Linked DNA regions of Homo sapiens: regions 1 and 3 are each linked to region 2. A link is an interaction called in ENCODE POLR2A ChIA-PET data of the cell type or tissue named here. Cell type or tissue: HCT116. All regions are shown on one strand. Each heading gives the region's core, and the rest is flanking DNA. Links, peaks and the distances in the headings are about the cores only.

Evidence for each region. Peaks named below come from ENCODE experiments on the same cell type or tissue, not always from the same donor. Only the 100,000 strongest peaks of a DNase experiment are listed, where the experiment ranks them.
Region 1: POLR2A ChIA-PET joins it to region 2 with 6 read pairs; 12 of 35 experiments call an interaction of 5 or more read pairs at or near these places.
Region 3: POLR2A ChIA-PET joins it to region 2 with 5 read pairs; 12 of 35 experiments call an interaction of 5 or more read pairs at or near these places.

Annotation. Positions count from the first base shown.
Region 1 is chr1:148,366,268-148,376,324 of GRCh38, reverse strand. It overlaps LOC124904396. Among named protein-coding and RNA genes, the nearest start is that of RNVU1-1, 8.8 kb to the right of the region's middle. In HCT116, for the core only: a CTCF peak has its summit at 4,654 (motif pointing left); a DNase peak (open chromatin) is centred at 4,644.
Region 2 is chr1:148,517,121-148,527,572 of GRCh38, reverse strand. It overlaps RNVU1-27 (RNA, variant U1 small nuclear 27), which reads right to left and starts at 4,972; the gene lies at 4,808-4,972. RefSeq lists a silencer at 4,737-5,056 and an enhancer at 5,357-5,416. In HCT116, for the core only: no CTCF peak of the experiment used is centred there; DNase peaks (open chromatin) are centred at 4,872 and 5,310; H3K4me3 peaks cover 812 bases; H3K27ac peaks cover 532 bases.
Region 3 is chr1:148,355,776-148,366,033 of GRCh38, reverse strand. It overlaps RNVU1-1 (RNA, variant U1 small nuclear 1), which reads left to right and starts at 3,501; the gene lies at 3,501-3,664. It also overlaps LOC124904396. In HCT116, for the core only: CTCF peaks have their summits at 4,293 and 4,498; DNase peaks (open chromatin) are centred at 3,223, 3,703 and 4,363; H3K4me3 peaks cover 2,095 bases; H3K27ac peaks cover 1,268 bases.

The DNA of each region.
Region 1 (10,057 bases), core at 4,589-9,588, 150 kb after region 2:
TCATGAGCAGAAGTTGAGCTGTTTTGCTTTTTATATACTAAGTATGGTCATTGAGCAAGTCCTTCCTTTCTCTATCTCCCTCTCTCTCTTTCTTCCATCACTGTTTTCTGCCATCAGTGGCATCAGTGTGGGTTTCTGGTTTTGATGTTATGAAGTGAATTTCTGGGGACAATCTCTGTTAGGTGGTGTTTGACAAGGATCCAGTCCCTGTTTGGTGATATATGAGAGCTGATCTGGTCTGTGAGTCTCTTTTGATGGTCTGTTCATTGTCCTGAGGATAATGGTATTTCCTGATATTTGAGACTGCAGCAATGAGAAGTTGCTCATATCTTGTCTTTCCAATGTTTGGTAACAATTTTTTGGGCTCAATAGCTGTCAATATTTGCAAGAGTGGCATCTCTATTATAAAGATGATCTTACTACTCAATGCCCCCCGTAACCCGCCACTGAACTTCATTCCATAGGAGCTCTTGGCTTTAACAGATTACTATACCTAAAAGAAATCTTAGTACAGAAATAAAACTAAGTCTGTAGCATGAAAGGAGCAGTTTTCTTTGATTCATACACTCAGTTTTCTACCAGCTAAAAAACTCTAACCAGCTGAAATATATGTCCTTTAAGGATTACGTTTAAATCACACTACAGAAAGGAGAAAAGAGATTTATATGATCACAAATAAGCAATGGAGTCAGCAACATAAGCACTTCTCTAAACTCTACAAATCAAAATTTTTTTTGCTTAAGACAGAGTCATGCTCTGTCACCAAGGCTGGAGTGCAGTGGCACGATCTTGGCTCACTGCAGCCTTGGCCTCCCGGGTTCAAGCGATTCTTGTGCATCAGCCTCCTGAGTAGCTGGGATTACAGGGATGCAACACCATGCCTGGCTAATTTTTGTATTTTTAGTAGAGATGGGGTTTCGCCACGTTGGCCAGGCTGGCCTTGAACTCCTGAACTCAAGTGATCTGCCCACCTTGGCCTCCCAAAGTGCTAGGATTACATGCGTAAGCCACTGCTCCTGGCCACAAATCAAATTTAATAATCTCCAGAAAATTAAGGAAGTTCAGCTCTTAATGAAAATGGATTAAAAAAAATGATTTACTCACTTTTATATGCTCCGGAAAGAGAATGCCCTGCCAGACTCAAAAGGGTATCCCAGAATCACTCAGATTTTCAGCAATGAGGGTTTTCCAAGGATCTAATGATGTTCATTTTTTCAGTTTGTTTCCCTTACTGATAAGCATTAATAGATACCACTGCATCTGTTTTCACCTTAAATGATGTTACTTAACGCAATTATTTGCTTTTGAATGCCCCCTAGATTGGTGGAAAGAAATTTTCTAATTTATAAATTTTTTTCTTATGAAACCAATTGTCATACTCTTCCAGTGGAGTGAATAGATAAATTAAGTCCCTAAAGCTTTAAAGAGATTACTGCCCCAATTATCTTAAAGACAGTAATAATTACATATATAAAATTAAAATATGGAAATTAAGCAGGGTGTGGTGGCTCACACCTGTAATCTTAGCATTTTAGGCAGCTGAGGAGAGAAGAAGGATTGAAGCCAGGAGTTTGATACCAGCCTGGGAAACATGGTGAGACCCCTGTCTCTACAAATTTTAAAAAATGAACTAATTTAAAAAAACTAGCCAGCACAGTGGCTCATGTCTGTAGTCTCAGCTGCTTGGGAGGCTGAGGCAGGAGGATCGCTTGAGCCCAGGAGATCCAGGCTGCAGTGAACTATGATTGTAACACCACACTCCAGCCTGGGTGACAGAGTAAGACCTCAACTCAAAATAAAATAAAATAAAGAATAATTTATGGGCTTTTTTTTTCCTGCAATGCCAGGCTGGTTGACTCACACCTGTAATCCCAGAAAATCAGGAGGCTGAGGTGGGAGGAATGCTTTAGGCAAGGAGTTGGAGACCAGCCTGGGCAACAGGGCAAGATGCCGTCTCTAAAAAATTAGAAGGCGGGCTGAGCTGGGAGGACTGCCTGAGCCCAGAGTTCTAGGCTGGTCAGCTGTGGTTACATCAGTGCACTCTCACCTGGATGACACAGCAAGGCACTATTACATTTTTTTTCTACTTAGCTTTAAATGTGATGTTTCATTAGGGAAAATTTTTCTTGTTGAATTTGTAACATGAAAAACGAATAGATTTAGCTATAGATTAAATTAATGGTCTTGGCTGGGCATGGTGGCTCACACCTGTAATCCTAGCACTTTGTGATGCTGAGGCGGGTGGATCATCTGAGGTCAGGAGTTCGAGACCAGCCTGGCCAACATGGTGAAACCCCATCTCTACTAAAATTCAAAAATTAGCCAGGCATGGTGCCTAGCGCCTGTAATCCCAGCTACTCGGGAGGCTGAGGCATGAGAATTGCTTGATCCCTGGAGGTGGAGGTTGCAGTGAGCAGAGATCATGCCACTTCACTTTAGCATGGGTGGCACAGTGAGAGTGTGTCTCCAAAAAAAAAAAAAAAAAAAGAAAGAAAGAAAAGAAAAGAATTTTTCATGTGAGGAAAATGAGTGCTTTCAATTTAGCATGCCTAAAGCTAGGCATTAAAATGAGAGAGCAACCACATCCTACTTCCTGCTTTCTAAATTTTTTTAAGTTAAAAAATATTTTTTTTATTGTATTGAGATGGAGTCTCACTCTGTTGCCCAGGTTGGAGTTCAGTGGCAGGATCTTGGCCCACTGCAACCTCCTCCAGCCAGGTTCAAGCAATTCTCCTGCCACAGCCTCCCGAGTTGCTGGGACTAACGTCGCGAACCACCACGCCTGCCTTTTTTTTTTTTAGTAGAGATGGGATTTCCTCATGTTGGCCAGGCTGGTCTCAAACTCCTAACCTCAGGTGATCCGCCAACCTCGGCCTCCCAAAGTGTTGGAATTACAGGCATGAGCCACCACCACCGGCCACTTCCCCACTTTTGAGCTATGTATGCATCCACTGAAACTGCTTGCTATTGCCACAGTTAGCTATAAAGTAACCTAAACATGCTGCTCTGGACACCATCTCTCACTCCCTGTAGCTGAACAATGTATAGCTAATCAATGTTATTTCTGTAAACCACTGGGAGTTCCTGACAAGCAACTTTTTACCAGCCAACTCCCTGACTCCCTTTTTGGTCTTTACAAACCTGCTTGTAACAAAGGCCAAATAGAACCGATATCCAATATTGTTTGGGTCTGAGCCTTCCGGGCAACTACATTCACATTGGCTCAAACAAACTCTTTAAATCATATTTTGTGCTTAAGCGCCTTCCTTCTATGTCAATGTTTTTGGCCCTGGGAGCAGGATTCAGACTGACTCATCTCTGACCATCTGACTGTCCTCTCAAAGTCCTCCAGGGTGGCTAAATAGTAGTAAGAATTTTATTGGTGATATAAGTTTGCAGTCCAGGAAGTGACAGTCTCCGGTGTGTGTCTTTGAAGAGGCACTTTCTCTTCAGAGACAGAGAGAGAGGGCAGGTTGGTTTTTGTGCCTCACAGGGTGTGTATCACACAATAGAGTCATACATATTCAGTAGGTTTGGGGAAACACCATTTCTGAGGAGTATTGAGCTCATGTGCAATGGGTAAACATATATGTAACATGCACCCCATCTTCACAGATGGGGAAGGGATTTTAGCATAAAATAAGGCAGAAATTGGCTCTTTATATCAAAAGGTGAACTACTGGACACGAAGTTGGTTTGTGTGCAGTCCCTGTAACATGGCTGAAACTGGCTTGATATCTGCAGTTGCTTATTAGGAAAGAATGGAAGGCCACTCCTCTGTCCCATCAGAGCTCTAGTGATCTGGCTTGTAAATCCAGTTGAGAAGGGCTGGGAAGATTTTGACAATTTGCTTGCTAGCTCCTATTGTTAAGGAGTTTAGCAAGAGTGTGGTTTTTCCTGTAGCCATAGGAATTCAGGAAGTTGCCATGCCAGATGAGCCCTGAACCCTGGACAAGTAGCTAACTTTTGTTTCCTTAACCTTACAGTCTGTCTTAGTCTATAAGGGGGCATGTATTTTCATCTCTCAGATCACACCACATTCCTCCTGGACTGGGTGCCTGGCCAGCTCTGAAGCCTTCGAGTACTGACTCTGAGAGAAACACTGGTTGATTGAAGTCTTGGAGTTTGCTTGAGTGTCCTTTTCAGCTCTCCCTTTCTAGAACAGAGGTTTTCTGTCTTTACCCTGTGGGTAAGAGATTTGTGTTTCAGGGGGAAATAACTGCCTTTTCCACCTCTGCATCAGGACAGAAGGTTTGGGTCACAGTCAGGCAAAGAGCTCCCCAGAGAGCTTCTGCCTTTTCTGCCTCTATTCCTCAGCAGGAAGTTCTGGGTCAAGGTATTGGCAGGTAGGCCCTGGTGGTTTTGTTTTATGTAGCATGTTGTTTTGAACATTTGGACTTAGGTTTTCATTTGTGACTAATTCCTGTTAGTTCTTAACTGGAAAGTGCATGGAGGTGTGTTCCCCTGCCCTGAAGAAAAGAAGTGATCTGCTCCCGCTGATCCATTCAGGTGCTCCAAGTGATCGGGGATGTTGCAGAGGTGTTGGGGTCATTAGTCACCATGTGAAGGTGGCCTTATAGGACACTTCCCATCAGAAGAACACTTTTATCAACCCCCTTTCCTGCTCTTCTGGGAGGATATATGTGGGACTCTGTGGCCACCTGGTGGTTAGAAACAGTGGAACCACTGAGACAGTGACACACAACTCCGGTGTTATCTGTAGGAGTGACTTCATAAGCACCACACTGTGACCCAAAACACATCGCAGGCCTTGGTCATCTGAAAAGCTCCTGAATTATGGGAAATCAAGCTTCAAAATTCAGCACACTGTGAAGAAACAACCACCTTTAGAAACACCAGCTGGGTTTATGTATAACACTTATGAAGCATCCTCTTGTAAATATCCAAGAAACTGGACCCACCTAACCATTTCCTGGTCATTTCCTAAGTCATAAGCAGAATGAAGAAAATTGGGATCTTTTGAAATGCTTAAAATAATTTATTAGTGTGCACAATTGGAAAATTTTTGTTTTTGTTTTTTTGTTTTTTGTTTTTTTGATGGAGTCTTGCTGTGTCACCCAGGCTGGAAGGCAGCGGCATGATCTCGGCTCACTGCAACCTCCGCCTCCCAGGTTCAAGCGATTCTCCTGCCTCAGCCTCCCAAACAGCTGGGACTAAAGGGACACGCCAGCATGCCCAGCTAATTTTTGTATTTTTAGTAGAGGCAGGGTTTCACCATGTTGGCCAAGATGGTCTCCATCTCATGACCTCGTGATCCACCCACCTCAGCCTCCCAAAGTGCTGGAATTACAGGCATGAGCCACCGCGCCTGGCCAAAAAATTTGGTTTTAGAACCAAATTAAATGGGAGACATACTTCCAATGATACCTAGAAATTTCTAAAAGAACTGAGAAAATTGCCTCCAGTGAGGAAGTAAGCTGAAGGAAGTCATCTGACACGTTTTCTGAATTGAGAAATATTGAGGAGGCTTTGTCTCTTTCGCCTCCAACTGCTGCTTCTCCTCCTGCCCCTGCACCTGCATAGTCTCCCTTACCTGAGCCCTCTGGTCCTGCCTTGCCTCTTCTTCCATCACCATCACCTGAGGAAAGTCCCCAGGGCTCTGGCCCCTTCCCTGAAACTTCTGTTCTGACAGCCCCTTTCAAGGTAAAACCCACAGGAAGAGGGGAGCCTACCATTCTGTATACTGCTTCACCAAAATGTGAATTAAGAATATTATAAAAAGACTTCCCTGGGCTGGGCGCAGTGGCTCTTGCGTGTAATCCCAGCACATTGGGAGGACTAGGCAGGCAGATCATGAGGTCAGGAGTTTGAGAGCAGCCTGGACAACATGGTGAAACCCCATCTATACTAAAAATACAAAAATTAGCCAGTCATGGTGGCACATGACTGCAATCCCAGCTACTCGGGAGGCTGAGGCAGGAGAATCTCTTGAACTTGGGAAGTGGAGGTTGCAGTGAGCCAAGACTATGCCATTGCACTCAGCCTGGGTGACACAGCAAGACTCTGTATCAAAAAAAAAAAAAAAAAAAAAAAAAAGACTTCCCTGATGAAAATTTACATGAATTTTCCCCTTCTTTCTTTCTTTCTTTTTTTTTTTCTCTGCTCAGTGCAACCTCCGCCTCCCGGGTTCAAGCAATTCTCTGCCTCAGCCTCCCAAGTGGCTGGGATTACAGGTGCCCACCACCATGCCTGGCTAATTTTTTTGTATTTTTAGTAGAGAGGGGGTTTCACCATCTTGGCCAGACTGGTCTTGAACTCCTGACCTTGTGATCCACCCGCCTTGGCCTCCCAAAGTGCTGGGATGACAGGCGTGAGCCACTGCACCCAGCTGAATTTTCCCTTTCTAATTCAAAAGCAACCTCCAAGATCCTATAGGGTTTAGGAGAAAATTTGACTTAATTGTCCAAACTTTTGAGCCTGGATATTCTGATCTTTATCAATTAATTCACATGTTGGTGTAAGAAGGCAGGGCCACTAAATGGTTGGAAAGGGTGAATTGGAATAATCCTTTAGAGGGTTTTTAAAAACAGACAGAAGCAGACAATGAAAGGGTCTGCATTTTTGCCAAATACCTCCATGTTGCCATTACCCAGGTTGTTCCCCAATATGTAGATTGGAGAATTCAGCAATGCACTTAAAAGGCCAAACAAATCTGTCATTGATATTTTAAATGGTTAAGATTTATTTATTGATTTATTGAGACAGGGTCTCACTCTGTCACCCAGGCTGGAATGCAGTGGCTCCATCATGGCCCACCACATCCTCAACCTCTCAGCTCTAGCAATACTCCCACCTCAGCCTCCCGAGTAGCTGGGACCACAGGTGCATGCCACAATGCCCAGCTAATTCTTTGATTTTTTTTTTTTTTTTTTTGTAGAGAGGACATCTTGCTGTGTTTTCCAGGCTGGACCTGAATGAACTCCTGGGCTCAATCAATCCTTCCACCTCAGCCTAACATTTACACTGGGAGCAGAGATGCATTTGGAGTAGGTGATGATTTTGGAATGCTTTAGAAGCAACATAGGTATCTGATTTCATCAGGTCAAGCCATCAAAAATGACCAATAAATCTCTGATCTCTTAGAAGCAATTTGAAAACCCTTATCTTTGGCCATCATCAAAATTCCTGGTCATTCAAAACTAGATATTCCGGAGAGCAAGGACAATCATTTTGCTGATGCTGCAGCTAAGAATGCAGTTCTGAAGGTGGCATCAGACACAGAACTTCTCGAAATGACCTTGCTGACTTATGACCCATTGAAGACTTCATTAGAAGTAAAAGTGGGCTGGACATGGTGGCTCATGCCTGTAATCCCAGCACTTTGGGCGGCCCAGGCTGGTGGATCACTTGAGGTGAGGAGTTTGAGACCAGCCTGGCCAACATGATGAAACCCTGTTTCTACTAAAAATACAAAAATTAGCTGGTGTGGTGACACATGCCTACAATTCCTGCTACTTGAGAGGCAGAGGCACGAGAATTGCTTGAACCTGGGAGGCAGAGTTTGCAGTGAGCCGAGATTGCTCCACTGCACTCCAGCCTGGGTAACACAGCTAGACTCTAGCAAAAAAAAAAAGAAGCGTAAGTGGGAGCTCCTAAGCAGGAGAGGGATCTCTGGAAGGATAAAGGGAACAAGTTTCTTCCAGAAACAGGCTTATGGTATGGGCCCAATGATACACTGATCCACCCCTTAGGCTTCAATTACCCTGAATACAGTACTTCATAAGCTGCCTCATTGGAAATCAGATAAAATGTTAGCATGGGGAAAGCAATGGTATTGAAAATCATTGCCTATGATTGCAGAAAAGGTTTATTCTTGTGGTACTGTTTGTCCCAAACATCACCCTGGAAAGCCCCTTCATGGGTCACAAGGACATTTTAACTTTAGGACCCTTCGAGACATGGCAGTTAGACTTTATCCAGCTGTCTCCATCTCAGGGTCACAGATACTTTCTGGTGTTAATTTGTACGTGCTCACTGGGGTGAGCATTTCCATGCCAATGAGCCACAGCCCAAGTAGTAGGTAGATTGTGATTAGAAAAGGTAATTCCTGGCTGGGCGTAGTGGCTCACCCCTGTAATCCCAGCACTTTGGGAGGCCAAGGTGGGCAGATCACGAGGTCAAGAGATCGAGACCATCCTGGCCAACATGGTGAAACCCCGTCTCTACTAAAAATACAAAAATTAGCCAGGCGTGGTGGTGCACACCTGTAGTCCCAGCTACTCAGGAGGCTGAGGCAGGAGAATTGCTTGAATCTGGGAGGCGGAAGTTGCAGTGAGCTGAGATCGTGCCACTGCACTCCAGCCTTCCAATAGAGCTAGTCTCCATCTCAAAAAAAAAAAGAAAAGAAAAGGTAATTCCTCATGGGGAGTGCCATCTGAATGCCATAGCAACTGAGGAACACACTTCATTGGTCAGGTAATTGGATCCATTTGTAATGTTTTGCCTATGTCCCAACATTTCCATTGTGCCTGTCACCCATAATCCTCTGGGCCGATGGAATGTACTAATGACACAATAAAAACTCAGTTGGCAAAGCTAACAGAAGTTTTTAACCTTTCTTGGCCAAGGATCTCCCACTGGTTCTGGAAAATGTCCACACTCCCTCTCTTTGAAATAATAACGGAAGACCCATGCAGTGGTTAGATGAAGGCGCTTATGAATCTGCACTTCTTAAAGGTGACTTTCTCCATTACTGCTAAGATCTCTCAAAACTTACTAAGAACTCCACATTAATAAAGGATTCCTTTCATAATGCACTCCTGGGAGATGAAAATACTAAAAATCACGGCCTATAACCTGGAGATGTTGTTTACTAGAAACAACACCAAATAAAATATTCCCCCCAAGACTGTTGGAAGGGACCACATCAGGTATTATTATTATTTTATACATTTTTTTGAGATGGGATCCCATTCTATTCCCCAAGCCAGAATGCAGTGGCACAATCATGACTCAATGTAGCCTTGAACTCCTGGGTTCAAGCCATCCTTCTGCTTCAACCTTCCAAATAGTTGGGACCACAGGCATGGGCCACTGCACCTGACTCACAACAGGTATTACTGACCAATCTGTGCCATTAAACTTACGTGCGTTGACACACGGATTCATGTTTCTCTTGTAAAAGGCAACCCTGCCAGAGTGAACATCTGTCAGGAGATTTTCACTTAAAGGTAACTCAATCTTCCTGACAGAGATGGCAAGTAGCTGACATCTGTGGTAGTCCGCTTTCACCCAAGATACTGGCCTGTATAATCAGTTACAATTCCAGTGCTCACTGCACCTGAAAGAGTTAGTCTCTTTTTTGTTGACTGGAATACACACACCATTAGGGCTCCTTTAAGTTGTAGGGGTTGTCTCTTGGTGGTTTTGGTAAAATCACCCTATATGCATATTCTCTTAAGATATGCCACACTAGTCCTATTGTGTGTATGTGTATATACATATACATACATACATAGCAAAATACTTATGATCAGATTTCTGTTTTACTGTCCCTAACTAATTTGATTACAGCAGGGAGGGATAATTCTCTGATCAGAATCTCACAAACCATTACCTCTGTGGGAAATTTGACAAGGTTCCAGGTTTGCCACTCAGAACCACAAACCACTTTTGACCGTAATGACCCATTGGTACATCCTGTGCTAAATTTCACCTGTATTCCTCCTGATTGCACTCACGATGCAACTCAGGGTCATATCAAGCAAAACCTGTTTATCTAATCTGTCTGAGTCACCCTAACCTTCCTGGCACACGTCTCAGTTTAACCATCATAATCGTATTGTCAAAATAACTGCCTGTAATCCCAGCACTTTGGGAGGCCAAGGCAGGAGGGTTACTTGAGCCCAGGAGTTTGAGACTAGCCTGGGCAAAATGGTGAAACACTGACTTTGTAAAATATATACAAATTAGCTGGGTGTGGTGGTGTCCACCTGTAGTCCAGCTACTCAGGAGCATGAGGTAAGAGGATGACTTGAGCTCAGGAGTTCGAGCCTGCAGTGAACCCTGATGATGTCACTGCACTCCAGCCTGGATA
Region 2 (10,452 bases), core at 2,897-7,896:
CTTTCTTTTGTTATGTCAGTGATGGCTTTAGGGTCCCTAGAATACATCTTTATCCGTCTGCCATCAAGTGACATTATACCTCCCCTTCTGGCCTTTATGCTAGTGTTGTCAGGGAATTTGATTTTGGACATGTTATAAACCCCAACATCCAAGTACGTACATAGCGATTTTCAGTCGTCTCCATTTCTTTGTGTAGGTTCAGATTTCTGTTTGGTATCCTTATCCTTAGGCCTGGAGGACTCCTTTAATATTTCTTGTAGTGTGGTTCGGTGAATTCTGTCATTTTTTTGTATGTCTTTAAATGTCCTGATTTCAGTCACATTTTTGAAAGATATTTCAATTTGGCATAGAATTCTAGAATAACTTTTTTTCTCTCAGTACTTAAGGATGTTGCCACTTTGACGCTTTGTCATTGACATATCTTTCCTGTTTTTGTAAACTTGGCATAAAGTGGGTTTCCTGTACTTGTTATATGATTTTTGGATTGTGTATTCAAATTAAAAGTATTAAATTAAAATTAAAATGGCCTGGGCGAGGTGGCTCACACCTGTAATCCCAGCACTTTGGGAAGGGGAGGCAGAGGATCGCTTGAGACCCAGAGTTGGAGACCACCCTGGGCAAGATAGCAAGACCCTGTGTGTGTGTGTGTGTGTGTGTGTGTGTGTGTGTATACACATAAATATGTATATATATTATATGTATGTATATATATATAAGTCCTACAGTCACCTTAAGTTCCACCAACAGTGCGCTTAAAGTAAAATGTGCCCAACCTGAGGCTCAAACCTACCTGCTGGCACGCAATTTGTGTTTGTAAGACAATCTCAACAGCATTTGCTTTTTCTAGCATAGTGGTTTTCCTGTTTTCCTCACATGTGAATGTCTTCAGTGCAAAACCTGTCAGAATTCATTTCCTTTGCTAAAATGTTTTAAAATAACTCTTACTTCAAGTAAGTGCATTAAAAATAAACTTCTCAGTTGCATCCCTGGAATCCATGGAAAGTCCAGGAGAGACAATCAAGTGCTACAGGATCAAGCCCAAACAGAACAGGACTAGGCATGGCTTCCTCACTAGGAGCCAGGTCAAAGTCATCTCCTTTGGTCTCCAATGGAGGCCAGAACTCGGTTCACCTGCAACGGGAGGACCTGGCCCAGAAGAGGTGGCCTTCATCTTCATGGTGCCTTCAGATAGGAAATCTAGGATTTCTTTTCTTCTATTTGATCTACTTCCAACTCTCCCTTTCTATTTATTTATTTATTTATTTATTTATTTGAGACAGAGTCTTGCTGTGTTGCCCAGGCTAGAGTGCAGCGGGGCAGTCTCAGCTCACTGCACCTCCGCCTCCGGGGTTCTAGAGATTCTCCTGCCTCAGCCTCCTGAGTAGCTGGGATTACAGGCGCCCGTCACCGCGCCCGGCTACTTGTTGTATTTTTAGTAGAGACAGGGTTTCACCATCTTGGCCAGGCTGGTCTCGAACTCGTGACCTCGTGATCCACCCACCTCGGCCTCCCAAAGTGCTGGGATTACAGGCGTGAGCCACCGCATCTGGCTCTCCCTTTCTATTTCTTCAAGACCTTTTTCGGATCCCTCCTGCGCAGGACCTAAATGGGCGGTGCCCTTACCCACTGGTCCCTCCCTGCCTGGTGTCTTCGGAGCCCTAGCTCACCCGGAACGTTACTGCCCGCCGGTGACAGCGAGAGGACCAAAGAGGGCAGCGGGTGCGGTGGGAACCACAGAGTCACCGTGCACCTGCGCCTCGCGGGCTCCTCGCAAATTGAATAAACGCCCCCTGAAGCTTCTCTTCAAGTCACAGGGAAGGGGAAGGTGGCTGCCGACCCGGCGGGAGAAGCCGGCCCTGCCCCTGGTCCTTGAAGACAGGTTTGGCCAGGCTGATTTTGACTGGTAGGCCCAAAGGAAAGCCTCAAGGGCAGACCAAACTCCGACAGGCTCCGAGATTAAGGCTTTCAAACGTCTGATCGTTTTCAGCTTGGTCAGTAAAATCGATCCCGCCTTTATCAGGAGATTCCTTTGTCAAAGTTCAGAGACCTGGGGTTCCCGCTGCTTGCCACACAGAAAACCAATCACTGAGACGGTTATTGTCAAGGAAGAGGCTTTAATAGGGTGCTGCAGCGGAGGAGATGAGAACTCAGTCTCAAATCCATCTCCCTGACCAACCAAAACTAGAGGCTTAGATGGCAGGGAAAGAATGTGACAATGTGTAAGAAAACAGGAACTAGACCAGGCGCGGTGGCTCACGCCTGTAATCCCAGCACTTTGGGAGGCCGAGGCGGGCGGATCACGAGGTCAGGAGATCGAGACCATCCTGGCTAACACGGTGAAACCCCGTCTCTACTAGAAATACGAAAAGAAATTAGCCGGGCGTGGTGGCCGGCGCCTGTAGTCCCAGCTACTCGGGAGGCTGAGGCAGGAGAATGGCGTGAACCCGGGAGGCGGAGCTTGCAGTGAGCCAAGATAGCGCCACTGCACTCCAGCCTGGGAGGCAGAGGGAGACTCTGTCGCAAAAAGAAAAAAAAAAAGAAAAGAAAAGAAAGAAAACAGGAACTAGGGAGGGGCAAGGAAGCAATCAGGATGAATGAGGGGTCCGGCATCTCATTGTCTGGGTGACTTTCAGTTCTTTGATATCTTTTTTGAGAGGCCTGAAGGAAGGAACTCAAATAAAACAAATATCGAGTTTCAAACTTTCAGATCAGAAGGGTCCATTTCTATGTTTATCCAAAAATCTACGTATGGGACTATTGGGTGGGTTTCAGACCAAGAAAGAGTGTGCATATCAAAGTCTGCAGTTAACCAAAGAGAAAACATAATTTTCCGACCAATAGGATGTATGGGGGTCAAAGAACGACCAGCCTACAGTACTGTTTATTGGCCTGAGCATACGGAAGGATGAAGTTGCACCAGCGAAATGGGATTAAGCTGCAGGTGCGGGCTGGGCGCGGTAGCTCACACCTGTAATCCCAGCACTCTGGGAGGCTGAGGTGGGTGGATGACTTGAGATCAGGAGTTTGAGACCAGCCTGACCAACATGGTGAAACCTCGTCTCTAATAAAAATACAAAAATTAGCCGGGCGTCATGGCGGGCACCTGTAGTCCCAGCTACTAGGGAGGCCGAGGCAGGAGAATTGCTTGAACCCGGGAGATGGAGGTTTTAATGAGCCGAAATTGCGCCACTGCCCTCCAGCCCGGGCAACAGACCGAGACACCTTCTCAAGCAAAAATAAAAACAAAAAGCTGCAGGTGGAAAAAAAAGTCTGGATTTTGGTTCAGAGCCCCTGGGGCCTTCCTCAGTAGTTTTCTCTTTCCTTGAAAAAGGAAGCCTGTCTCAGTCTCTGCATCTCTCTGAGTCCTTTTGGAGATTGAGGATGGTGAGGTCTCAGTGCTTGGCCCCCTTCTAATTCTGGGTACCTCCCCTCCCGTGGGTCAACCTGGTCCAGTGCACAGGCCCCAGCTCCGACGACCATCTCCCCCCTACCCTTTGCTCCCAGCAAAGGCCATTTCTAGGTCAGTCGTGAGGTACAGCCAGGACAGGGCAGCTCGCTCCGAGATTTTTGGCTCTCGAAGGCCTTGAGCGCTGTGGTTCTGCAGAACGCTGTCTGCCTCTTGTGGAGGAACTGACACCCGCTGGAGAAAGTGTGGAGGGAAGCGAGGGCTGCACCTGCACGCAGGAGCTGAGGCAAGCGGCGGTTCCCAGCTCTCAGTGCAAAAGACATTTGTCATCTGAGAGGCTGGACTCAGTTATTATAATTTTCAATTTTGTCAATAAAAACCGAATGGAAATTTGTTTTCTTACTTGTAGAAACCTCCTCGCAAGACCTCCCATCTTACATTCCAGGGAGAATTAGCAGGGTATTCCGCCAAGACATAGGTTAGACTGCGGTTCTGATCTGCAGGCCTCGATGCCCTGCGCCGGGGCACCAGGGCACGGGCAAAGCCCTCCCCCTACACAAAGCAAGGGTGTTATGTCTACAACCGAACGGGGACACTAAGAGCCCCCAACATGCACGGTTTTCATTCCAAAGAAAACCACCAGTTCTGAGTACAACTTCCACCTGGCTCTATTAACTGAGTACACGTTTCCCCAGCACAGAAATCCTACAAACTCCCGTGAATGCTGTGGTGAAAAGCAGGAGCTGCCAGGGCAAGATGGATCGCACCTGTAATCCCAGCACTTCAGAAGGCTGGGCGGACCACTTGAGCCCAGGAGTTGGAGCCCAGCCTGAGCAGAATGGTGAAACCGCTACGAAAAAAGAAAAAGAAAGGAAAGAGAAAGAAAAGAAAAGAAAAAAAAAGAGAAAAAACTAGCCGGGTGTGGTGGCGTGCGGTTGTCCTACTCGGGAGCCTGAGATGGGAAGATCGCGCCACTTCTCCAGCCTGGACGGTACAGCGAGACTTGTCTTAGGGAGGGGGGGAAAAAAAACAACAAAAAAAACAGAGGCTAAGAGGTAACTCCGAGGATGACAGAAAACACCAGAGTTTTTAAGAGATGTTAGAAGCCCTGGGAGCACTGAACAAACCAGAAAGCTCCCGACCCTTGATCCCTGAGCTCCACCTAGCAAGTACCGCGGCAGCTAACCTGGGAGAATACCCCAACCAACAGAGACTGAAATTCGCCTCCCGAGAGAGTAAGTGGATAATTCTAACCTGTCCCTAAACATGGCCTCACAAAGGAAAACTAACCGTTGCGAACGGAAACAACTGACCGGACAGAACACAGCCACAAAACACGAGCCCGCACCCTGAATTACAAAAACACTTACGGCTCATCTACTATTCGCACCACAAAAGCGCCAGGGGAAAGCACGAACGCAGCCCCCCACTATCACAAATTATGCAGTCGAGTTTCCCACATTTGGGGAAATCGCAGAGGTCAGCACATCTGGAACGCAATGGATAAGCCGCGACCATGAGAAAAGCGCCTTCATGATCATGGTATCTCCCCTGCCAGGTAAGTATGAACTCTTGCACTCTCCGCCCCGCCACAGCCTCACACGCTTCACCCTTTACACGCACGGTCACTTGCCCCGCGCACGCCCCCCCCCCCCCACCCCCCCCCCCCACCACCCACAGCCCTCCTAGCCCTGACACACAGCTGGGACTCTCAGGTCCGACCAGCGGTCCTGAACCCACTCCCACGGCACGGGAACTCCTTAGTGGCGAAGCAGCAGCCCCTGCGCTGCCTCATCTACATAGAAATCGCCCTATCCGTGATGTCACCGACAGCGCCTTTCCCAGTCCCCGTCTGCTCTTCCGCCCTACCCTCCGCCGACTCAGCCCATCAACCCGCTGCCGGAGCTGGCGGAGGAAGTGACGTCTGTCTCTTTCTCCTTTTCCTCCTGCCATTGTCCTTTGGGGAGGTTCGCAGAGACCCCGCGTCTGGTCTCCCCCTAAGACTGTGGTACTTGATCTGTGTCCTGCAGAGAACCCTTCTGGCGGCCAACAGGAAGCTTGTGCACCCTTCTTCAGATAATGTCTTTTAATGCGCAGACTTGAACGTTTAGGATTACAAGGAAAACCGGTTCCTTTCAAACCTGTTTATCTTTGTGATGTAGCATTCCGCTTCAAGTTGAAAGCCGTTCAATGTCAGAGAGAAAACATATCTATGAAACCAGAGAGGCTGCTCAGATGGGTTGCAAACTAGCCATCCTTACTGGTTTTACCACTAGAAGTGTTACAAAGACAGTTGTCCAATTTTATGAATCTTGAAGGGTTTTTTGTTGTTGTTGTTATTTCAAATACAGTGTAATACAAAATGATGTGGCCCCCGCAGAGACGATTGGACACTCTCAGGCATGGTGATGGAGTTTGTCATCTCTTCCACGGCCATCTCAGAACCTTAGTGCTTACCTCATATTAGTATTTTATATTCTCCAAAGACACAAAAATAATCCCAATTTGACAAAACAAACAAAAAAAATCTAGGGTATGTCTTATTTGAGGTGCTTAACAAATGACTGGATCATCTCCCTTGTATATAACCCAGAAAACACTGTGAAGTAGAGCAAAATTGGAAAGCCCAAGTCAAAGACCATTTGCAAATTTCAAGTAGATTCCAGTCTGTTGCTCAAATCACAAAACATGAAATGGAGGGGTCTCCCTTGGAGACCATAAAGTCTGTGACATGGTGGCCAGTTGGGTCACTGGAAAACATGGCAAAATATTGAAAATGAGGGATTAGGTGAGAGTGTAGCAACTGAACACTAAATGCTTGATCCAGGTGCCATTCCCTGGATACTGACAGGGAGACACATTGTCCAGGTAATACTGGAAAAATACTTTCTATAGTGTAAACCACAAATAAAATTCCAAGCCCCTCAACTATTTGAATGCACCCCTCCTCTCAGCCAGGGTCATTCCAAAGTTAACCTGAAAAACTGGTTCAGACCATGATGGGAAGTAGGGGTCAGATATGCCTCATTATACCCTCCTTCCTTTGGAATTCAGGCACAACTGACCAGCACATCCGACCAGGCCCAACTGACATTACAACAGCGATCTCAAGACTTTTTGTAGCAATAAGACACCAAACTCCAGGCTGACTCTAGTGTAGCATTACATGACAGATAGCAGGCCCTGAAAGAAATACAAATATTTTACCCTAAAATACATTTTTTATCATATTTTGAAATGTCCCTACAAAGTTGTCTCTTGTGGGGAAAGTCTACATGCTACAGGGAATCCCTTTCCAGGCCTTTTCCCTAATCTAGGCACCTTTTTAAGTCTGATAAGAAACATTTACAATCAATTCTCTCTGAAGCCTGCTACCTGGAGGCTTCATCTGCATAATAAGAACAACCCCTTAACACAGAGACTGCCTTCTATGGATTCCAGGTCTTTAGATAAACTCTTTCAACCAATTGCCAATCAAAGTATCAGAAAATAACGGCTGGTAACTATGTAATTATGCATATATATGAGTAGAATTTTGGGGGTGGGCACAGTGGCTCATGCCTGTAATCCCAGCACTCCCTCAGGAGGCTGGCAGATTGCCTGAGTCCAGGAGTTTGAGACCAGCCTGGGAAACATGGTGAAACCCCATCTCTACAAAAAAAAAAAAAAAAAAAAAAAAAAAAAAAAAAAAAATTAGCCAGGCATGGTGGTGAGCACCTGTGGTCCCAGCTACTCAGGAGGCTGAGGTGGGAGGATTACTTGAGCCTGGGAGGTGAAGGTTGCAGTGACCCAAGCTTGCAACACTGCACTTCAGCCTGGATGACAGAGGAATGGGCCTTCACTAGACACTGAACCTGCTGGCAACTTGATCTTGGACTGACCATCCTCCATAACTGTGAGCAATAAATTTTTGTTGTTTATAAGTTACTCACTCTGTGGTATTTTGTTATAGCAGCACAACTGGATTAGGACATCAACCTGACCTTAAGAAATCATCTCATTCAGTCTTGGCTCTGGTGGGAAACAAGGGGCACACTCGGATGTGTGATTTAAAGAGAGTTGTGTTTTTTTTTTTTTTTTTTTTTGAGATGGAGTCTCGCTCTGCCGCCCAGGCTGGAGTGCAGTGGTGCCATCTCGGCTCACTGCAAGCTCCGCCTCCCGGGTTCACGCCATTCTCCTGCCTCAGCCTCCCGAGTAGCTGGGACTACAGGCGCCCGCTACCACACCCGGCTAATTTTTTGTATTTTTAGTAGAGAGCGGGTTTCACCACGTTGGCCAGGATGGTCTCGATCTCTTGACCTCCCAAAGTGCTGGGATTACAGGCGTGAGCCACCGCGCCCGGCCTAAAGAGAGTTTTATGAAGAGAATATTTATAAATATAATATGGACAGGATCAAAACAACCCAACCAAGGACTGAGAGGCGCTCAGAATCTGGAATCAGCAGAGAAGTTGTATTGCCTCTAGGACTGGATTGTTGTATAAGTCTGTTCAGGTTGCCATAACAACCTGGACAGGACCGTAGTTCTGTCCAGTGATCCTCCCCAAGACAACCGTTCTCTCTAGTAACTATGGTTTTCCTTTCTCATTTCAATTGCCACCTCAATTGACTGAAATGTGAACACCAACTCCCGCACTTAAACGTTGAAGCCCTAACACCTACTGTGATGATTTATGCAGCTGGGGCCTTTGAGAGGTAATCAGGATTAAAAGAGGTTGTGAGAGTGGTGTCCTCATGCTGAGATTAATGCCATTACAAGAAGACAGACACTAGAAAGCTTGCTTGTCCGCCTTCCCCCTGGTGCACGAAGAAATGGTCACATGGGCACACAGTGAATCTACAGCCACTTACAGGCCATAGGAAGAGACCTTAGAAAGGAATCCGCTTTGCTACCACCTTTATCTTGGACTTCCCAACTTCCAGAAGTGTGAGAAATACATTTCTATAGTTTAAGCCACTTGGTGTATGGTATCTTGTTATGGCAACCTGAACAGACTTATACAACAATTAAGTTGCCTTTCCACTGATGGACTTAGACACAATCTCTTTCCCAAAAAAGAGCTATATTTAGCTACTTTTCTTTTGCATATTGTTCCATTTGCAGCCACACTATTTGTCTTCCCCCACACCACTTCTATCACCAGGAATCCATTTTCCTTGTTTTCTTTTTAATATCGGGAGCCTCTGCTCACTGCACTGCATAGTCCTTGGGGCTTTTTTTAAACTTTATTTTTAACAATCATTTGAGCAGAAAGTAGCCAATTCAGTTCTTTAATTTCCCATTTTATTCTTGGTTTGAAACTGACCTGATTGTGTCCCTTTTGTTATGACCAGTTACTTAGAAGCCATACAGCCCACAAGGTACCCTTGGGTATAAATCCAACTTCTTCATTTTAATGGTGAGAAACCAAAAGCCCACGTTTCCTGATTTCTGGCCCAGCACTGGAACTGTTTTCATGGCACGTCAATTCATCATACATTTTAATAGTGATATTTTATATTTGCATAATTTTATTGCCTTTGCAATGGGCTTTCACATCTATCTTCTCATGTGTATATAGTTTAAAGGCCATTTTTACCCACTATCTCCTAATCATATCGACCACAGCCTCAGGAAATGTCTGCTCTATTATTTCACTTGCCTGTCTGGGTTCTTGGGTGACAGCATAGAATCCTGCACTGTGTTTTCCCTCACGCTTTCTCACTCTCTGCAGAACAAATTTTTGTTACATGCCTTATTATCATGGTAATATTGGCCTTCAGTCCTGTATAGAAGCATTAAAAATGTGCGTAATGTATATCCTTTTAAAATGTTATCCTAAGAAGCATCTTTTGGAGTTAAGGAGAGTTAGATGAATAAAGAAAGAATACAGTTTCTCCTAAACAAACCCACTAAGAAAATCATGGAAAGAATTATGACAACTATGAAAATGAAGGAGGTATACTTTGTCAACAAAAGCAAAATAACCAAGCTACTCTTAGACATAATCTCACGTTATCTTTCTGTAGTGCTCTAGCATTTTCTAAGCCTTTTCACACACTGTTATCTCTTTTTTTCTTTCTCCTTCTAGAAATTAATTATGACTGTTCCTTTCAAAAATGAAGGACTTTTTTTTTTTTTTTTTACTCTTTTCATTTTTTCCTGAGACCATATGTCAAAGGGAATGTGAGGAACAACTTTGGTGTGGTAATAGCCAAATTTCTCCAGGTCTGCTCCTCAAGCTTGCAAAGTCAAGACTGGCAGAAGTGGTGATTTTTACCTGGGTATCCTGAGAACCTTGCACAGTCCTTATCACATGCAGGTGTTCAGAGTGTGCAAATAAATGAAGAAATGTGAGATTGTGATGATATTTTCATGGCATGCTTTTTTTCCACACTTCCTCATGCAGCCCAACATCCTCTACACTGTGTTGTTCTACCCGTTTAAGTGATTTACCACTTCTCCATTAAGCCAACTTAAACCATGTTGCCTTCAACTCAACATTGATTGATCCCCAATACAGTCCTGTAGGGAGGCAAGAAAACTTACAAACGAAGTGGTAAAGAAAGAGAGAGATTAAGCAATTTGCCCCAAATCTCATAACCACTAGGTGATAAATCTTCAACTAGAACTCAAATATCTGGCTGAGAATTCAGTGCTCTTTTCATTTAAATCACATTGCTTCATAAAAATAGATCTGCAGGAAGAATAAAAATGTCCAAAGTGCAATGAGACAGAGAAGATAATATGGAGACAGACATATTGCACAGAAAGCATTTGACCATATGTCTGCCTGATCCCCTTCATGTGTCTTGTTCATAACTTACTTTACTCGGGCAGCAGGAGATAGCATAACAACTGTCAGAGTGAATTTAGGCCACAGTTTTGTGTTGCTGAATGTGTTGAGTCATTTCCCTTAGTTCACATTTCTACCTAACTTTATCTTTTAAGTCATCATCATGGCTTTAATCTCTTATTTATTTTGACTGTTGAGATTTTGTAGCCATTATCCAAATAAAACATTTATTTTCACTCGTGAGTCCCTAATCCTTCGTCAATGGAATTAG
Region 3 (10,258 bases), core at 376-5,375, 160 kb after region 2:
CACTCTGAAATAACAGTGGTAAACACCATGATGCTACTGGAAAGTTAAAAGAAAAACACTCGGACAGTCGCGGTGGCTCAAGCCTGTAATCCCAGCACTTTGGGAGGCAGAGGCGGGCAGATCACAAGGTCAGGAGATCGCGACCACCCTGGCTAACACGGTGAAACCCCGTCTCTACTAAAAATACAAAAAATTAGCCGGGCATGGTGGCAGGCGCCTGTAGTCCCAGCTACTAGGGAATCTCAGTGTGGCGTCAACCTGGGAGGCGGAGCTTGCAGTGAGCCGAGATTGTGCCACTGCACTCCAGCATGGGCGACAGAGTGAGATTCCGTCTCAAAACACACACACACACACACACACACACACACTCTCCTGCTATCAGGATCCAGCCTGCCCTCTTGCTCTAAATTTCTGACCCACGATTTTAATGCCCAAAAGCTGATGTACTCAAATTATAGTGCACTTACCTGTTCTGCACCCGCGTTTATTTTTGTCTCTTGAAAAGATCACCATCCATGGCCCTATAAATGTCTTAGGAAATGGAATGATGAAGTGCAATGTCATTATTGTTATGTATTTCTCATCGTTTTACTTCTGAGAAAACTAATTTCATGGTATTCTGAAGACTAGAGATGATTCAACAAGTGACAGAAGCTGCAGACTTAACTGAGGCCTCTCTGTCTCTCTTTTTTTTTTTTTTTTTTTTTTGAGACCGAGTCTCACTCTGTCACCTGGGCTGGAGTGCAGTGGTGTGATCTTAGCTCAGTGCAGCCTTGAACTCCCAGGCTCAAGCAATCCTCCTACATCAGCCTCCTGAGTAGCTGGGACTAAGGTGTGTGCCACTACACCTGGCTATTTTTTGTGTTTTTTGTAGAGATGGGGTTTTGCCATGTTGCCTAGGCTGGTCTCGAACTCCTGGACTCAAGCAATCCACCCATCTTGGCCTCCTGAAGTGCTGGGATTACAGATGTGAGCCACCGTGCCTGGTTGTAATGCCCTTTCAATTGGACTTTTGGGCATTCTTAAAAATTCCTCAGTGAGGTGGCTTCTTTCCTCCCCTGTCCCCTGCCTGGGACAGGACTATCCAGGAATAAGCCTTTCTGGCAAAGAGGGACACCTTGAATGAGCTTTTGATCATCAATGCTTTCAAGAAGAAAGTTTTTTAAAAATGTTTTATCTGAGGAATGTGAGCCCTCTCAGATGATCAGGCCCAGAGAGAGGTTAAATCGAGACAGCAACCACTTTCTGCTCCTTCCTTTTGAGCTGCACTGAGCTATGTATTCATCTGTTGAAACTGCTTGCTATTGCCTCAAGTAGCTGTAAATTAACCTAATAATGCCACACCAATCCCTGTACCCCCATACCCTATAACTTAACAACATATAGCCAATCACCAATCAATGTTATTTCTGTAAACCAATGAGAACTCCTGACAGGCACCTTTCTGTCAGCCCACTGTCTGTCCCTGCTTTTGACCTTTAAATACCTGCTTGTGACAAAGATCAAAGGGAGCTCAGATCCAAGGTTCCTTGAGTGTGAGTCTTCCAGGCAGCTCTCTTCATGTTGGCTCAGGTAAACTCTAAATTATATTTTGTGCTTCAGCCTCTTTCTTTTAGGTCAACATGCTCAACAATAGCAGAAGAAATAAATAAGTTAGTGTATATTCCTACAAAGGAATACACATAGAAACAAATAACCATATGAATAACATGAAAAATTCATAGACATAAGACTGAGTGAAAGAAGTCAAACCTATGCCTCTGCTTCTGAAACCGCCTTTGCAAAAGTTACAACTGGGACAATTATCACAGTGAAAGAGATCTGACCTAACTGATTCCATCTTGTTTCTAACGTCCAAGCTGTCCTTGTTGATTGCTGGGCACAGGCCGAAATAACTTTGGGAGGAAATTAGTTTATGGTTTAGCTGTGAAACAAAGATGATAATATCATTTTCCCAAAGCAAACCCCCTTCCTGCCTGGGGACTAGACTGCCTTTGCAGGACTAACAAAGTAGCCCTGAGATTAGAAATTATGGTTTAGGAGTCATGTAGCCTCTGGCTGCAAGATTCTAAACCTCCCCAAATTGTTCCTGGAGATCACATCGTTATTGGAAAACCTAAGATCAGTGCTTGAGATATTTTGCCGACCCTGCACTCAGTGGATCAGCTGGCACCAGCTAGACTGATAACCTGGCTCATCTGGTCTTGTGGCCCCCACGCAGGAACTGACCCAGCAGAAGACCACAGCTTCAGCTCCCTGTGACTTCATCTCCGACCTGACCAATCACAACTCTCAACTCACTGGCCCCCAACCACCAAATAAAAAGTGCAGGTCTTTATTGCAATTCCCCTGTGTCGAAAAATTGGCTCTGTCTAGGCAGCAGGCAAGGTGAACATGTTGGGCAGTAACACTCCCCACAAAACCCACTACACACTGTATGACTCAGCTTATATGAAAGTGAAGGGCAGGAAAAACTTGCCTGATAGATTTGCAGAGAGGGGGGTGGAAACCATTAATAAGTCTGTGGAGTATTGTCAGAGTTTGGTGTTGTAGTCTACATATTAAAAGTAATCAGTTAAACACCTGAAATAAAATTTCCCCCAAATATTTTTGCCAAATTTGGATGACTTTGTTTCTGTCTTTGCAGCATATAAACTGTTAACATGAGGTAAGCGCCAAGGTCTAGAGAAGGCAGTGGAAGAGATGGCAAACTCCGGCACCATGTCTGCGTGTCCAGTGTGCTCTGCTGGAGCAGCACATTTTTGTACATTGCTGTATTTGAAAAAACCCTGCAAGAATCATGAAACTGGACGACCATCTTTATAACACTCCCAGTGATAAAACAAGTAAGAATGGCTGGTTTGTAGTCATCTGAGCAGCCTCTCTAGTTTCGTAGATATGGTTTCTCTCTGATATCGAACGACTTCCAATGTCAAGCGGAATGCTACATCACAAGGATAACCGTATGTGAAAAGAACCAGTTTTCTTTGTAATCCTGAACTTTCTAGTTTGCGCATTAAAAGACATTATTTGAAGAAGAGCGCACAGGCTCCAGCTGGCCGCCAAAGGGGTCCTTGGCATCACAGACTAAGAACCTACTTCTCTGGGAGAGACCAGGGGCGTGGATGGGAGGGAAAAGAGGGAGAGGCAGGCGTCACTTCCTCCGCCGGCTCCCGCAGCGGGTTCATCGGCTGAGGTGGCAGAGGGTGGGGCAGAAGAGCAGAGCCGGACCGGGAAAGGTGCTGTCGGTGACATCACGGATAGGGCGATTCCTGTGTAGATGAGGCATCTCAGGGGCTGCTGCTTCGCCACGGAGGATTTCTCCTGCTGTGGGAGCAAGTCCAGGACCGCCGGTTGGACGTGATAGTCCCAGCTGTGTGTCAGGGCTAGGAGGGCTGGGGGTGGGGGTGGGGGGCGGTGGGGGGTTGCGCGTGGGAAGTGACCGTGCGTGTAAGGGGTGAGGCGTATGGAGCTGTGGCAGGGCGGAGGCGTATGATCTCATACTTACCTGGCAGGGGAGATACGATGATCACGAAGGTGGTTTTCCCAGGGAGAGGCTTATCCATTGCACTCCGGATGTGCTGACCCCTGCCGTTTCCCCAAATGTGGGAAACTCGACTGCATAATTTGTGGTAGTGGGGGACTGCGTTCGCGCTGTCCTCTGAATTTTGTGCTGGAAAACGCAGATTGTATGTGAAGGGATACTTTTAGTAGTGCATAATATGGGTGGTGTCATGTTATTTTTACAGTTGGATGGCTGGGGAACAGAAGTGGCATGTCGTTGTCCTCGCTGGAGAAGGAACAAGCGTCAGCCGTTGTGAGCCTGTTTATCACAAGTTAACTAGCGCGAAGGCTGCATAGCTTTTCCCTTTGAACATAAGGCTGCTTATTGCAAAAATTGATCCATGGTCTCCAGTCTCTTGGGGTCTCACGCTCTGTGAAAATCTTCGTGTTTTCCCCTAGGCCCCTGTCACCTTTTACACAGCCTCTGTTTCAGGATTTCTGTGCTAGCGAGGAATCAGTTCTCACCTCATAGAGCCAGGTGGAAACTACGCAGACAGGCACTCTTCTTTGGGATGAAAGCAGGGCCTTTGGGGCTCTTAGTGTCCCCGTTCGGTTGTAGACATAACACGCTTGCTTTGTGTAGGAGAACGGCTCTGCCAGCGCCCAGGTGTCCTAACGCAATTCATCGAGGCCCGCAGGTCAGAACCGCAGTCTCACTTGTCTTGGCGGAAATGCGCTGCGATCCTCCCTGCACTACATGAACACGAGAATTCCACTACAGAAGAAAACCCCAGTCCTAGTGATGGCGGTTCTGGGCATTTTGCCAGCCTCTCCCAGGGTGTGTTTTCTGACCCCACCCACTTCTGATCTGTAATGTCCTGGTCAATAGAAACTACCTGGCCCAAACGGAAAAGGCAAGGAGGAACACAGCGGGAAAGCCTATGGCGTTCCCTGGTGGCTACCCCGGGGACTGCACTCATAGATCCGCGTGTTCCGAGAAGCCTCTGCCATCCCGACTAGGGTGCGGTGCAGAAACCCGCGGCTCCAAAGAAAACCGGCTAGAACGCACAGGAAGCCCAGCCAGTGTTCAGGACACTGCGAGTGGAAGCCATACGTCCTACGGACTGATCTAGTTTGATGAAGACGAGCCATTTACTTCTAACCCCAGCAGCGGACATTGCCTTGCTCAAATATAAAATATATGAACCAAGACGAAAGCAACTTTCATTGCGTTACTAATGAGCAAACGGGTTTTTAGAATGGTTAAGAAATGTCCCTTGTTTTGGGACCGTCATCACTAACGTATGCTTGGGATTCCTGATCGAGGAGTTTCTGAGCAAAGCAGCCCACCAATCCAGTGGCTGAGAACGGCTTGGATATTGGCTTCCAGGCGCATCAGAAATACCGAGGTTCTGACAAAGACGTGAGCTTCTGTCTGCCTTTGGGAAGGCCTTCTTCCAGTACTGGCGCTGCCGCTTGCCTTCTGTTTGACCTGGGGCCAGGTCCTTCAATTTGCTAGGCTTCAAGTTGGAAAGTGTTACAGGAAAATAATAAGACGAAGTACTTCTTAGAGTTATTGCACAGATTACAGAAGATAGTCTAATAGTACAGCTAGCATCCTGTATGGCTTACATTAAGGATTTGCTGATAGGAAACAACATCCCAGATAAAGTTTTTTCCCCCTTAATTATGAAATATAACAAAGGAAATTGTGTAGGCTTCTGCTTCAGGCCTCTGTAAAATTTGAATGAATTTTGCACTTATGAAGATTACGTCCTTTTACAAAATAAGTTAATACTAAAGAATGACAAACGGAATTTACAAAACAAATATTAACAAAAAGAACTTGTTCTTAGCAGCTTTGTTTACAATAGTCCCCAAACTGGAAACAGTTCATATGTATCAAGAGGTTAATGGACCTTTTGTGATATATTCATCCAATGGAATACCACCCTCAGTAAGATGGGACAAATTATGGAAACATGAGATAACATGGGTGAATCTCAAAAGAGTGCATTCTGTGTGGTGCCATCAAGGTGAATTTCTGGAACAGGTGAAACTAACCTGTATAGTGGCAGAAAATACATCATTAATTGCTGGGGTCAGGGAGTCGAGGGGACTGACTGCAAAGGGCACAAGAGGACCTTCTGGAGTAGTAGACATGTCATCAAACTTGAAATGGATGTATTGTACCATATTCAACCAATGCCTTAATCAATTTGATTGTAAAAAGTAGTAAGAAAACCACTGCAGGCCAGACGTGGTGGCTCACGCCTGTAATCCTTGCACTTTGGGAGGCTGAGGCAGGCGGATCACCTGAGGTCAGGAGTTTGAAACCAGCCTGGCCAACATGGAGAAACCCCATCTCTACTAAAAATACAAAAAAAATTAGCTGGGTGTGATGTAGACGCCTGTAATCCCAGCTACTCAGGAGGCTGAGGCAGGAGAATCTCTTGAACCTGGGAGTGGAGGTTGTAGCATGTGGAGATCGCGCCACTACACTCCAGCCTGGGTGACAGAGCAAGTGATGCTGCTCTAAAAAAAAAAAAAAAAGAAAAAGAAAAAGAAAACAAAAGAAAAAGAAAAAGGCCGGGCACAGTGCTTCATGCCTGTAATCCTAGCACTTTGGAAGGCTGAGGCAGGCAGATCACAAGGTCAAGAGATCGAGTCCATCCTGGCCAACATAGTGAAACCCCATCTCTACTAAAAATACAAAAATTAGCTGGGTATGGTGGCACACGCCTGTAATCCCAGCTACTTGGGAGGCTGAGGCAGGAGAATTGCTTGAACCTGGGAGGCGGAGGTTGCAGTGAGCTGAGATCGAGCCACTGCACTCCAGCCTGGGCAACAGAGAAAAACAAAACAAAACAAAACAAGAACTCCATCTCAAAAACAAACAAACAAACACTGCAAATCATAATGCATTCTACTTAATTTAACTTATGTTTAGCTTTAGAGGATTCCTTTAGAAAAGCGTCTCTCTAAATGTGATTGAGAGTTCAGGAATTCCTTCGTTTCTGTTTCTGTCTCTTTGTCTTCAGTTAAATTCATGCACCATTAAATGGAATATTTGTTTTTTGTTTTTTGTTTTTTGTTTTTTCGTTTTTGTTTTTTGTTTTTTCGTTTTTGCTTTTGTTTTTTTTTTTTTTTTTTTTTTTGAGACGGAGTCTCGCTCTGTTGCCCAGGCTGGAGTGCAGCGGCGCCATCTCGGCTTACTGCAAGCTCCGCCTCCCGGGTTCACGCCATTCTCTCGCCTCAGCCTTCTGAGTAGCTGGAACAACAGGCGCACGCCACCGCGCCCGGCTAATTTTTTGTATTTTTAGTAGAGATGAGGTTTCACTGTGTTACCCAGGATGGTCTCGATCTCCTGACCTCGTGATCCACCCGCCTTGGCTTCCCGAAGTGCTGGGATTACATGCGTGAGCCACCGCGCCGGACCCAAATGGAATATTTGTAAAATAAAAATAGAGTCTAAGCTCAATATTAGAAAAGCATATATATATATATACATATATATATGTATATATATATATGTATATGTATATATATAATATTTAGCTCCTATATATATGTATATATATAATAGATAGCTCCTATATATGTATCTATATAATAGCTCCTATATATATGTATATATATAATATATAGCTCATATATATATATATATATTTATTGTTCTGTTTTTTCTTTTGCAGGGGCGTTGGGGGGACAGTCTAGCTAAAATATACATTCTTCTCTCTGTAGATATACCAGAAGAACATGATTCAATCAGTGTTGCCCTAATGTTAACAAAAGTTATTTTGAACTTATGGTGATCAGAAATTTTACATATCTGTACTTTTTCTGTATTAGTGTTATGGTTTATGCTAAGCATGTATAATTTAAAAAAAATGAGAGTAACTTTAAAATGATTTGGAAGAAAAATATGTACATATGTGAACAGTACTTAATTCCAGGTGGTGGGAATATGGATGACTGGTTATCTTCTTCTTTCTGTATCTTTCATATTTTTAAATGGAAAAACTCAATGACCTGGAAGTGAAAGAACAGATTTGGAAGGGGTGTGGGGCAAGTGAGAGGAAAATGCAAGAGAAGGACAAACCTAGTTCTGGCAGGATTGTGTTTAAGTTGGAGGTTTCTAGGGAGCAGTTGTTGGGATAAGAAGGATATGGGGAGGCAGGAGAATCATGAAAATATTTAGGACAGTGTGTTGCCTGTCATATTATTCCTCCTCCTTTCCTGTTTCTTCAAAAGAAATATACAGACTTACACTTCTTTTCAAGCATATGTACTATTTGTGTTTCTCTTTTATTAATGTAACTGGTGAGTTTATCTTGCTGGTTGCCCAGAAAAGCCAATGGAGCTGAGAAAAGCAGGCTTCCTGCAATAGAGAAAGAATCTAATAAATGCAGAGACAGCTAAGTGACCAGGACAGAGGTTTATTATTACTCAAATCTGTCTCCCCCCAAATTCAGAGGACACTTTTTTTTTTTTTTTTTTTTAGGATAGTTTGGCAGGCAAGGGGCTAGGGAATGGGGAAAGCTGATTGGTTGGGTTGGGGATAAAAATCACAGGGAGTCAGAGCTTGTCTTCCTGCACTGAGTCAGTCCCTGAGTGGGGGCCACAGGACCAGATGAGCCAGTTTACCGGTCTGGGTGTGCCAGCTAGTCCATCATAAGGCAGGGTCTGAAAAATACCTTGAACACCAATCTTAGGTTTGACACTAATGATGTTATCTATAGGCACAATTGGGGAGCTTAGGAATCTTGTGGCTTCTGGCTTCATAGCTCCTGAGCCATAATTTCCAATCTCGTGCCTAATTTGTTAACTTTGCTAAGGAGGTCTGATCCCCAAGAAAGGAAGAGGTTTGTCTCGGGAAAGGGCTATCATCTTTGTTTCACACTTAGACTTGGAACTAAACTCCTCTCATATTTAGCCTGGCTTATGTCCAGGAATGGACAAGGGAAGCTTGGAGGTTGGAAGCAAGATGCAGTGCTCAGGGTCACTTAGCCAGGGAAGGAGGATGTGAAAGCAAGAATTTGAAGTGAAGGCAGCCTAGCTCCAGAAGACATTCTCAGAACCACTGTGTTTATATTGCTCCTAATGAAAGTGCCCTGGAAAAAATTATGACAGTGAGAAAAACTTGACATAGAAAAAGTATGACAGTGAAAGAAATCTGACCAGAGTGACCCTGGGCAGGTAACTTAACATCTCTGCATCTCAGTTGTCTCATATGGAAGATAAAGATGATGGTGTGACCTTGGCCTGTGGTAAAGACTAAATAAGTAATTATGCACACTCATTGTCTGTGCCTGACATGTGGCACTTGGCATGTCAGGCACAGTTGATGAGTGTTCATATGTTACTTATTTGCATGTTAGCTCTTGTATTATGCCTGCAACACTGCACAAAGAGCAGATGTGACCAGGTGCAAGGGCTCATGCCTATAATCCCAGCACTTTGGGAGGTCGAGTGGGCAGAGCACCTGAGGACAGCAGTTCGAGACTAGCCTGGCCCTCATGGAGAAACTCCATCTCTACTAAAAATACAAAAATTAGCCTGGCATGGCAGTGCACCTGTAATCCCAATTGCTTGGGAGGCTGAGGCAGAAGAATCACTTGAACCCAGGAGGCAGAGGTTGCAGTGAGCTGCGATTGTGCCACTGCAGTCTAGCCCGGGTGATAGAGTGAGACTCCATCTCCAAAAAAATAAATAAACCAAAAGAGCAGATATGATGACAATTTGTTGTATTGAAGTTACAGCAGTGATACTTTCCAGTGGCTGTGCACCCTCCCAGGGAAACTGCAGCAATCTTCTCACCAGCAGTAATCTCCTGGGCTGGGAGGTCCCAGGAAGGCCCCTCAATCTCCAGCAGGTTTGACCCTCAAGGAGATTCAGGGAATGAGCTAGAGAAGTATTTCTATCTGGGAGGAACTGGGGGTTTGTTAGCTCATCTGTTCAGTTCATCCAAAGGGGAATAATGATTCAATTTCTTGCTTCAAACCTGCCTCAATAAAATTTTTACAGTTTTACAGTGGAAGACATTTTGTACATGTAAGGGAGGAAATATGACTCTTCCTCACCCAGCCTAGGTTCACTGCTGAGAACCTTATAGCAAAAGACAGACTAACAAGAGAAGAGCATATCTAGTTATTTAATGTAAGTTTTACATGATAGAAGAAGAGCCTTCCTAAAGAAATGAAGACCTGAAGAAACAGCTAAACTTCAAGTTGTTTTTTTTTAACGGTATGTTTGATGACTAGTGGATAGTCATAGAGAAGTGAGATATGATGAAAGGAGTATGATCTAATGGTAATAAACTGGGGGAAATGTAGCCAGGCCTGTGTGCTCAGACTCTGTGTCGCTGTGTCTTCAGACACAGCAATGCATCTTTCCTCTGGGTACAGAGAGAGCACCTCTCACATGAGAGCCTTATGATCTGCTTTGGGGAAGAAGGGCAGGGGGAGGGTGACAGTGACCTTCCTGCTTTTGTTGTTTTCTCAAATTCCTTTAGCATAAAATATTCAATACCCCAAGGTGTTATATTTTGGAGTAGTGTGTCCTGAACCTCACCATATACATGCTACAAAACTCAGAATCTTTGAAGAGTGATACTTATGACTATAAAATATTTAAATTCAAAATACAAATGATGGCTGGGCATGGAGGCCAGCACGTAATCCCAGCAATTTGGGAGGCCCAGGCAGGCAGATCACTTGAGTCCAGGAGTTCGAGACCAGCCTGGCCAACATGG